2 separate regions of the Homo sapiens genome follow, and region 1 is linked to region 2. A link is an interaction called in ENCODE POLR2A ChIA-PET data of the cell type or tissue named here. Cell type or tissue: CD4-positive, alpha-beta T cell. All regions are shown on one strand. Each heading gives the region's core, and the rest is flanking DNA. Links, peaks and the distances in the headings are about the cores only. Region 1 has its middle 6.8 kb from the start of AAK1. Region 2 overlaps AAK1 (AP2 associated kinase 1).

Region 1 (4,390 bases), core at 326-4,325, 85 kb before region 2:
TGAGTAGCTGGGATTACAGGCACCTGCCACCATGCCTGACTAATTTTTGTATTTTTAGTAGAGACGGGTTTTCGCTTTGTTGGCCAGACTGGTCTCGAAAGCCTGACCTCACGTGATCTGCCTGCCTCAGCCTCCCAAAGTGCTGGGATTACAGGTATGAGCCACCGCGCCCAGCCTTAGTTCAATTCTTTAATGTGCCCATTCCAGTCAGCACAACCGGTTTTCAAAATGAAAAGTCTTAAGTTCTAATTTAAGAAGTCATCTGACTAGAGATCCCTAAGCTTCTCCCAACAACCTATTAAAAGTCTTTAAAAGAAAAAGATTGACTCATAGCAACACTGCTCATCTAAGGATGAGTAAACAGAAAAAAATTACAACCACCTCATAGGTTTATGAGAAGATTCTACAGCATATAAAAAGAAAACACAGCACTCAAGATGAGGAAGAGGCTGGGCGTGGTAGCTCACGCCTGTAATCCCAGCACTTTGAGAGTCTGAGGCGAGTGGATCATTTGAGGTGAGGAGTTCGAGGCCAGGCTTGCCAACATGGCAAAACCCTGTCTCTACTAAAAATACAGAAAATTAGCTGGGCATAGGCCTGTAGTCCCGGCTTCTTGGGAGGCTGAGGCAGGAGAATCTGTTGAACCTGGGAGGCAGAGGTTGCAGGGAGCTGAGATTGTGCCACTGCCCTCTAGCCTGGGTGATAGAGTGAGACTCCATCTAAAAAACAAAAAACAAAACTACTTTATGTTTGCAATAAAAATTCAATAAAAAGGCCGAGAATATGGGGGTTTACGCCTGTAATCCCAGCACTTTTGGAGGCTGAGGCAGGATTGCTTGAACCCAGGAAGTTGAGGCTGGAATGAGCTGAGATCACGCCACTGCACTCCAGCCTGGTCAACAGAGTGAGACTCTGTCTCCCCGCCCCCCCCCCCCAAAAAAAAAAAAAAAAAGCCGGGCGCGGTGGCTCACGCCTGTAATCCCACCACTTTGGGAGGCCGAGATGGGGGGATCACGACGTCAGGAGATTGAGACCATCTTGACTAACATGGTGAAACGCTGTCTCTACTAAAAATACAAAAAATTAGCTGGGCGTGGTGGTGGGAGCCTGTAGTCCCAGCTACTCCGGAGGCCGAGGCAGGAGAATGGCGTGAACCCGGGAGGCGGAGCTTGCAGTGAGCCGAGATTGCGCCACTGCACTCCAGCCTGGGCGACAGAGCGAGACTCTGTCTCAAAAACAACAACAACAACAACAAGACAAATGGATACTAAAAAACAGGTAATATATGAAGTATACAGATTGAGGTAAAAAGGAAGAGCTGGCAGTAAGGCAAGTAAGAATCAAAAGAAACTAGACAAGGTAATGAAAATCTCTAAGAAAACAAAAATACGTCTTGCTCTGTCCCCTAGGGTGGAGTGCAGTGGTGTGATCATAGTTTACTGCAACCTCAAGTTCCTGGGCTGAAGCAATCCTCTCGCCTCATTCTCCCAAGTGGGTAGGACTCTAGGCACATGGAACCATGCCTGGCTAACATCCTCACCTGTTCTTTTCCTCATCTGTTTGTTTTGCACCATATTGTTTAGTACATGGTAGTTCACTACATACTGATTGAATAAAGGAACACTCTCAAATCAATTCTTAAAAATAAATGCTCCAATGGAAAAATGGAAGAGGATACAATTTAGAAATGAAGAAATATACACAACCAATAATTACTACATTATAAACTCTGTGAAGGAAAACACATGTCCATCTTCTTTATCATATTTCCAGTGCCTAGCATTGTTTTGGTATATAACAGATTCTTAATAAACAACTGATGAATAAATAAATGAACAAGAAAAATTGTTCAGCCTCACTAATTTAAACAATGACAACAAAAAACACCATTCCTACCTAACAAAATGAAATCGATTTCTTTTTAAACTGCACAAACTCAGTGCTGGCAAGGGTATGGAAATACTTAGGATTTAATGCCTTCTTTTAAGATCAAAAGCTCTAGCTGGGCACAGTGGCTATGCCTGTAATCCCAAGCCTTTGGGAGGCCGAGGGAGGAGGATTGCTTGAGGCCAGGAGTTCAAGATCAGACTAGGCAACATAGAAACACCCTGTCTCTACAAAAAATTAAGAAATAATTAGCTGGCTGTGGTGCTGTGCACCAGTTATACAGGAAGCTGAGGTGGGTGGATCCCTTGAAAGCCTCAGGTTATGATCATGCCACTGCACTCCAGCCTGGGTGACAGAGCAAGACCCTGTCTCAAAGAAAAAAAAAAGGATACAAAAACCACCAAAAGCTCCTTGAAGGCAAGGAGTGTAACTATTTTGTTTATTGTAATAAACTTTCTAAAGTCTAGCACATGGTGCTTAATAAATATTTGTTTACTGGATCAGTGAATGGAGAACAAATCAATATCAATCTCCTGGAGGGTACTTTGGCTCTCTAGCTGTAAAAACATTCATACCTTTTGACCTAATTATTCCATTTATAACAACGTAGCCTTAGAAAGAAAATCATGGGGCCAAGCACGGTGGCTCATGCCTGTAATCCCAGCACTTTGGGAGGCTGAGGTGAGTGGATCACCTGAGGTCAGGAGTTCAAGACCAGCCTGGCCAACATGGTGAAACCCTGTGTCTACAAAAAATACAAAAATTAGCCGGGCATGATGGCGGGTGCTTGTAATCCCAGCTATTCAAGAGGCTGAGGTGGGAGAATCTCTTGAACCCGGGAGGTGGTGGCTGCAGTCAGCCGAGATTGTGCCATTACACTCCGGCATGGAAGACAGAGTGAGACTCCGTCTCAAAAAAAAAAAAAAAAAAAAAAAAAAAAATCAGGCCAGGCACAGTGGCTCACACCTTTAATCCCAGCAGTTTGGGAGGCTGATGCGGGTGGATTGCTTGAGTTCAGGAGTCCAAGACCAGCCTCGGCAACATGGTGAAACCCTGTCTCTACAAAAATAAAAAAATAAAAAAATAAAAAGCCAGACGTGGTGGTGTGAGCCTGTAGTTCCAGCTACTCAGAAGGCTAAGGTGAGAGGATTGCTTGAGCCCAGGAGGTCGAGGCTGCAGTGAGCTGAGGTTGTGCCACTGCACTCCAGCCTGGGCGGTAGGGCGAGACACTGTCTTAAAAAAAAAAAAAAAAAAAAAAAAAAGAAAGAAAATCAAAGAAGCACACAAGAGAATACAAGAGAATATTCATTCTAATCATATAAAAAGTAACATTTAAAAATAAAACATTTGACAGTAAAGCACTGATTACTAAGCAACTACTAAAAGAATATTTTTAGAGAATATACAATGAAATAGGAAACTATGGAATGAAAAAAATAAAATATAAATATATAATGTGATCTAATATAGTAAAAAAGGTACTTATATATGGAAACATGCTAAAAGGAAATTGATCAAAATGTCAATAGCAATTATCGCTGAGTGGTAGAATTATAGCTGATTTTTATTTTCTTCTATCTACTTTCTTCAATGAGCACATAATTACTTTCTTAAACAAAATCCAAAACCAAAATCAACTGGAAAATAAGAAGACAAGGCTCAGTTTAAAAGAGAAAATTAGGCTGGGCGCGGTGGCTCACACCTGTAATCCCAGCACTTTGGGAGGCTGAGGTGGGCAGATCACCTGAGGTTGAGAGCTCGAGACCAGCCTGACCAACATGGAGAAACCCCATCTCTACTAAAAATGCAAAATTAGCTAGGCGTGGTGGCACATGCCTGTAATCCCTGCTACTCAGGAAGGCTGAGGCAGGAGAATCGCTTGAACCTGGGAGGCGGAGGTTGCGGTGAGCCAAGATTGTGCCATTGCACTCCAGCCTGGGTAACAGAGCAAAACTCCATCTCAAAAAAAAAAAAAAAGAAAAGAAAGAAAGAAAATTAAAAATTAAAAAAATCAAGAAACGTCTTTTTTTTTTTTTTTTTTTTTTGAGACTGAGTCTTACTCTGTCTCCCCAGATGGAGTGCAGTGGTGCACTCTCGGCTCACTGCAAGCTCCGCCTCCTGGGTTAAAGTGATTCTCATGCCTCAGCCTCCCGAGCTGGTATTACAGGTGCATGCCACCATGCCCGGCTAATTTTTGTATTTTTAATAGAGACGGGGTTTCACCATGTTGGCCAGGCTGGTCTTGAAGTCCTGACCTCAAGTGATCCACCTGCCTCGGCCTCCCAAAGTGTTGGGATTACGGGCATGAGCCAGCATGCCTGGGCAAGAACTGTCATTTTTTTAAAAAGGACATGGTTCTTACAAGTTCGCTTCTGCTAAACAGTGGTTCTCAAACTTGAATGTGTATTAGAATTACCTGAAAGGTTTGTGAACAGAAACTGCTGCCTCTGCCCCTCCCTCTTACTCAGTAGGTCTGGATGGGGCCCCAAAATTTGCATTTCTA
Region 2 (4,390 bases), core at 318-4,317:
GGGGTGTTTCATTTCTTTTCCCTCTCAACTGAAGAGCGTTTTGATTTCCAGCACAATTATTATTTTTGAAAGAAGCAATAGTGTGTAGGACAAGTATTTATTATTGTGACAGCAGAGAGATTTCTGTGAAGCTCCCCTTAAAGTTCCACCTTGAGCACTTGCCCTGGGGTGAAGGGTTCAGTCCTGTCTCACACTGCTCAGTTGTGCCAGGCTGAGCAGTGCAGGGTTTTTCTACCTTTTCACCAAGAGGATGTTCTCTTAATATATGTCCCTTCTAGTCCATACTAGACTCTAACCTTCTGAAGGTCTGGTAAGGGTTTTTGTTGTTGCTGTCATTGTAGTTTTGTTGTTTTTTTAAAATTTTTTATTGGTATCCTTTATGGTACTCAGCAAACACATTGTATAACAAACACTTGAGAACCTGCTATGGAGCAGCCACTGTGCTGGGTGACAGAGATGCCACAGTGAATCAGTCATCGTCCCTGCCCTTGTGCAGTTTAGAGTGTACAGGGGAAGAAGGCATGCAACCAGGAATTACCCTATAAGTATTTAATTATATTCATGGTATGTCCTGGAGGGAAAGTAGAGGGTGCTGTGTATACCAAAGAACTTAATCATATGGGAGTGAGGGCCAGGGACCATCAGGAAAGGCTTAGCAAGGAAGTAACGTTTAGCCTGAAATCTGAAGGATGATTACTAGGAGTGGCTCAGGCCAAGAATGGGGTGAAAGGGCCAAAGGGAGAAGCATGTGCAAAGATCCTTAGGCAGATTGGAGCATAAGCAATGCTGAAGAAGAAAGAAGGCTCTTGTGGCTGGAACAGAGTGAGCACTGGAAGGTGGAGGTGTATGAGCTAGGTTGGAGAGAGACCACATCACTCTGGGAATTGCGGGCCTTGGTCAGTATTTGGAGTTTTATTCTAAGAGGGGTGAGAAGCCATTGCGAAGTTTCAAATGATATTAAGTTTCTGATGTCTTTCAGCATATCTCTCTACATTTGCCAGATAGCTAACTCTGTGGCAGCAGTACGGCAAAGGTGGGGGCGGGTAGCTTGTGGAAAGGCCCTTTCTTGGTTAGCCTTAGCTGATAGCCCAGGCCCAATGTGCTGTGGTTCTAGGTGCAGTAATCAAAAAGTCTCTGGTATATGTGAACCAACTTGATTTCTTAAACTCTTCCCTTTTGTTCCAGGCAAGTATTTTTCCTGGAAAATTAATTTTTGAGAGGAGGAGGGAGACTCTTGCCAAACCCCTAAAAAGAACCTCCTGAGCTGGAGATCCTCCCCAATCAATCATAACAGTCCTGGAGAGAAAGAACCAATAGCCAGGCCAGTGTGCCATGTTCAGCCTGGGCTGTGGCCTCGATTGGGTTCTGTTGATGTTTCTGTACCACCTCCACAACCACCACCGTTTGCCAGTCTCTGATTTTGTGCCCACAGCTTGAGTGGGGAGAGAGGGAGTTGAAAACCTCAAGTCATCCCCCATCTGGGTGTTCTATCTGCTTGGGGAAAGGACTGCTTTGACATGTTCTCCAGAAGGAGCTGGCACATGATGATTTTTAATTGAGGCAAGTGAGGAGAGATTGACATTAAAAAAACAAACCCCAAGCCCCCACTGAAATCAGTGTTGACACATGCTTTGCATTGACCTTTTCTCCTGGAAAAAGCTTTGCTGTGCTCCTTGCCATCTGTTCTAGAGTTTTGAAAACTTTTGTTCCTTCCGAAGCTTTTGGCAAAGTTGTCTTCAATGTAAGTTGTGGATGGGTGTTGATCAGCCTCTTGGGGGTCATTCCTTGTGGGAGCTCACAGATGCTGTGGATAGAGCACCCAAGTTCTCACCATGGAGAGGACACTCTCCCACTTGAATAGTGCACCCAGGTTCTCACTGTGGAGAGGACACTCTGCCACCTGAATAGTCCACCCAAGCTCTCACCATGGAGAGGACACACTCCCACCTGAACAGTGTACCCGAACTCTCACTGTGGAGAGGACACTCTGCCACCTGAATAGTCCACCCAAGCTCTCACCGTGGAGAGGACACTCTGCCACCTGCATAGTGTACGCAAGCTCTCACTGTGGAGAGGACACTCTGCCACCTGAATAGTGCACCCAGGTTCTAACTGTGGAGAGGACACTCTCCCACCTGAATAGTGCACCCAGGTTCTTACCGTGGAGAGGATACTCTGCCACCTGAATGGTACACCCAAGCTCTCACCATGGAGAGGACACTCTCCCACCTGATCAGCTAGACAGGCAGAGCTGTGGGCAGTCCCTCTTGCCTTTCACTGTGCCATTTCTCTTCTCCCTTCCCTGGGAGTGGAGGTGTTCCTGCATGATCTGCTGCTGCAGGGAGGGGACGGCAGCTTGAGAGGGGACACCAGTTGGCACCCTTGCAGTCTAGCCCTGGTCCGGCCACTAGGTGGCAGTACTAAGGAGGATGCTTAGGCTTTTCACTGTGTTTTAGTTTCCCAGTTGGTCAAGTGGAGGTTGTAGTACATGACCTGCTGACTTCACAGGCCCTTGTAAAGATGGAAGCAGGGCTGTCTGGTTCAGTCCTAGCTTAGAAATGTGTTTTCATTAAACTGCACAAGGTTTAAGAGATTTTTAAAAGTTTGTTGCCTGATTTTTAAATCAGGAGCTCTCACCTAAAGATCCAGCTGTTTTTAGCAGTCAAAAGACTTGACAACTCTTAGCCCACGTTCCTTCGTGACAGCAATTGGCTGGCATTGAGGAATGGCTGCCCCATGAGCAGGGGCATGAACTTTCTCAGGGCCACCGGCCCCACTCCTCCCTGTGATCTTCCTGACAGTGAGTCTGTGTCATCACACACCCTCCATACGTTTTGTTAAAGCTGGACTGTGTCACTCCTTTATGTGATCTCCCTGGCTCTTCAGGCATTTGGGTTTGTGCTCTTGATCTCGAGAAGATATTCCAGATTTAGAATTTTATGATAAGTAATGTATCATACAAATACAAAGTGGTTTTTGCAGGGAGGTGGGGGTGGAAGGGAAAGGCAGGAACACCTTCTGTGTGCTAGGTGCTTTGCTTATCATTTGATCATCCCCAAAGCTTTGAGGTAGGAGTGGGGGTGGGGAGGATATTGTGAGTTGGTGCACAGTCCTGATTGAAGGACTATGACCTAGGGGCTGGTTGATACAATCACGTGGTCAGATAGCCTGCATGTCAGAAGAAGGGCTTTAGCATGAAGTGAAAGCCCTTGGCAGGTAAGAGGACAGCCTCAGGGAAATTGTAGCTTACCTGAGCCAGGATTCGAACTTAACCTGTTGGGCTCTAAAGGAATACTACATGTCTCAAGGTGAAGCGGGGCATAGCTCCTTCCCTAAAAGCTGCCTGTACACATCTACACCTTCGGTAGGCATGTAAGTGAGGGCTATTTGCATGACTTGTAGTGGTGTAGTCTTTTTGTCTTTATAAAATACTTATACCTAGAGCTGTAGAATATTTGGGGGGTAAATTTTTCTCTCCTTTGTAGCAGAATTGCTCCTTTTTTTTTTTCTAGCCTTTCTCCAAAATTACACAGCTAAAAGTAGAGCTACTTTGAAGGTGAGGAGGAAGCAGTATACAGAGCCCTACCCTTGTAAGGGAGGGAGGTCAGTTTTTCCTCGTGCAGCCACTGAAGTACCTTCTGTAATCCTAGGGCTTGGAGGAACCCAGTTTAAATAGTAGCACTCATTTAGTCTTAATTTCTTTTCTTTTCTTTTTTCTTTTTTCTTTTTTTTTTGAGATGGAGTCTCACTCTGTCACTCAGGCTGGAGTGCAGTGGCGTGATCTCGGCTCACTGAAACCTCCGACCCCCTGATTCAAGCAATTCTCCTGCCTCAGCCTTCCGAGTAGCTGGGATTACAGGCATGCGCCACCACACCCAGCTAATTTTTGTATTTTTAGTAGAGACAGGGTTTCACCATGTTAGCTAGGACGGTCTCAATCTCCTGACCTCGTGATCCACCTGCCTCGGCCTCCCAAAGTGCTGGGATTACAGGCGTGAGCCACCGCGCCTGGCCTAATTTAGTCTTAATTTCTGCCCATGAGGAAATGAAGGCCAGAGAGATCCAGCAACTTGTTCAGTGTTCATTTACGTCTCCTGGATGAAACCCACTTTAACTGAATTATCTGTCTGATTCCTTAGAAAAGCTTCAGAACACTATTATTTTATGCTTGTTTTCTGCTTTAAGTAAGCAGCATCTGTTGAGTTTCACCTTATTTTAAAAGAGAAACAAAGAGTTTGTAGGGCAGAAAATTGGAAAACGAAGAGCAGAAAATGGGCCTGGATGCGGTTTTTCTTCATTTGGTATCCTCCAGCTCTTTTGGCTTGTGTCATCTTTCCATCTCAGACAAGTGGACTTCATTCCCAAAAGTGTATATAGGACTTATGTTAGG

What was found. Peaks named below come from ENCODE experiments on the same cell type or tissue, not always from the same donor. Only the 100,000 strongest peaks of a DNase experiment are listed, where the experiment ranks them.
Region 1: POLR2A ChIA-PET joins it to region 2 with 6 read pairs; 15 of 35 experiments call an interaction of 5 or more read pairs at or near these places.

What each region holds. Positions count from the first base shown.
Region 1 is chr2:69,648,363-69,652,752 of GRCh38, reverse strand. It overlaps a transcript of ANXA4 not described here. Among named protein-coding and RNA genes, the nearest start is that of AAK1, 6.8 kb to the right of the region's middle. In CD4-positive, alpha-beta T cell, for the core only: no CTCF peak of the experiment used is centred there; DNase peaks (open chromatin) are centred at 2,182 and 3,992; H3K4me3 peaks cover 770 bases; H3K27ac peaks cover 1,106 bases.
Region 2 is chr2:69,563,536-69,567,925 of GRCh38, reverse strand. All of the region lies in intron 2 of AAK1 (AP2 associated kinase 1), which reads left to right. Among named protein-coding and RNA genes, the nearest start is that of SNORA36C, 46 kb to the right of the region's middle. In CD4-positive, alpha-beta T cell, for the core only: CTCF peaks have their summits at 2,205 and 2,404 (motif pointing right); DNase peaks (open chromatin) are centred at 1,045 and 2,415; H3K27ac peaks cover 361 bases.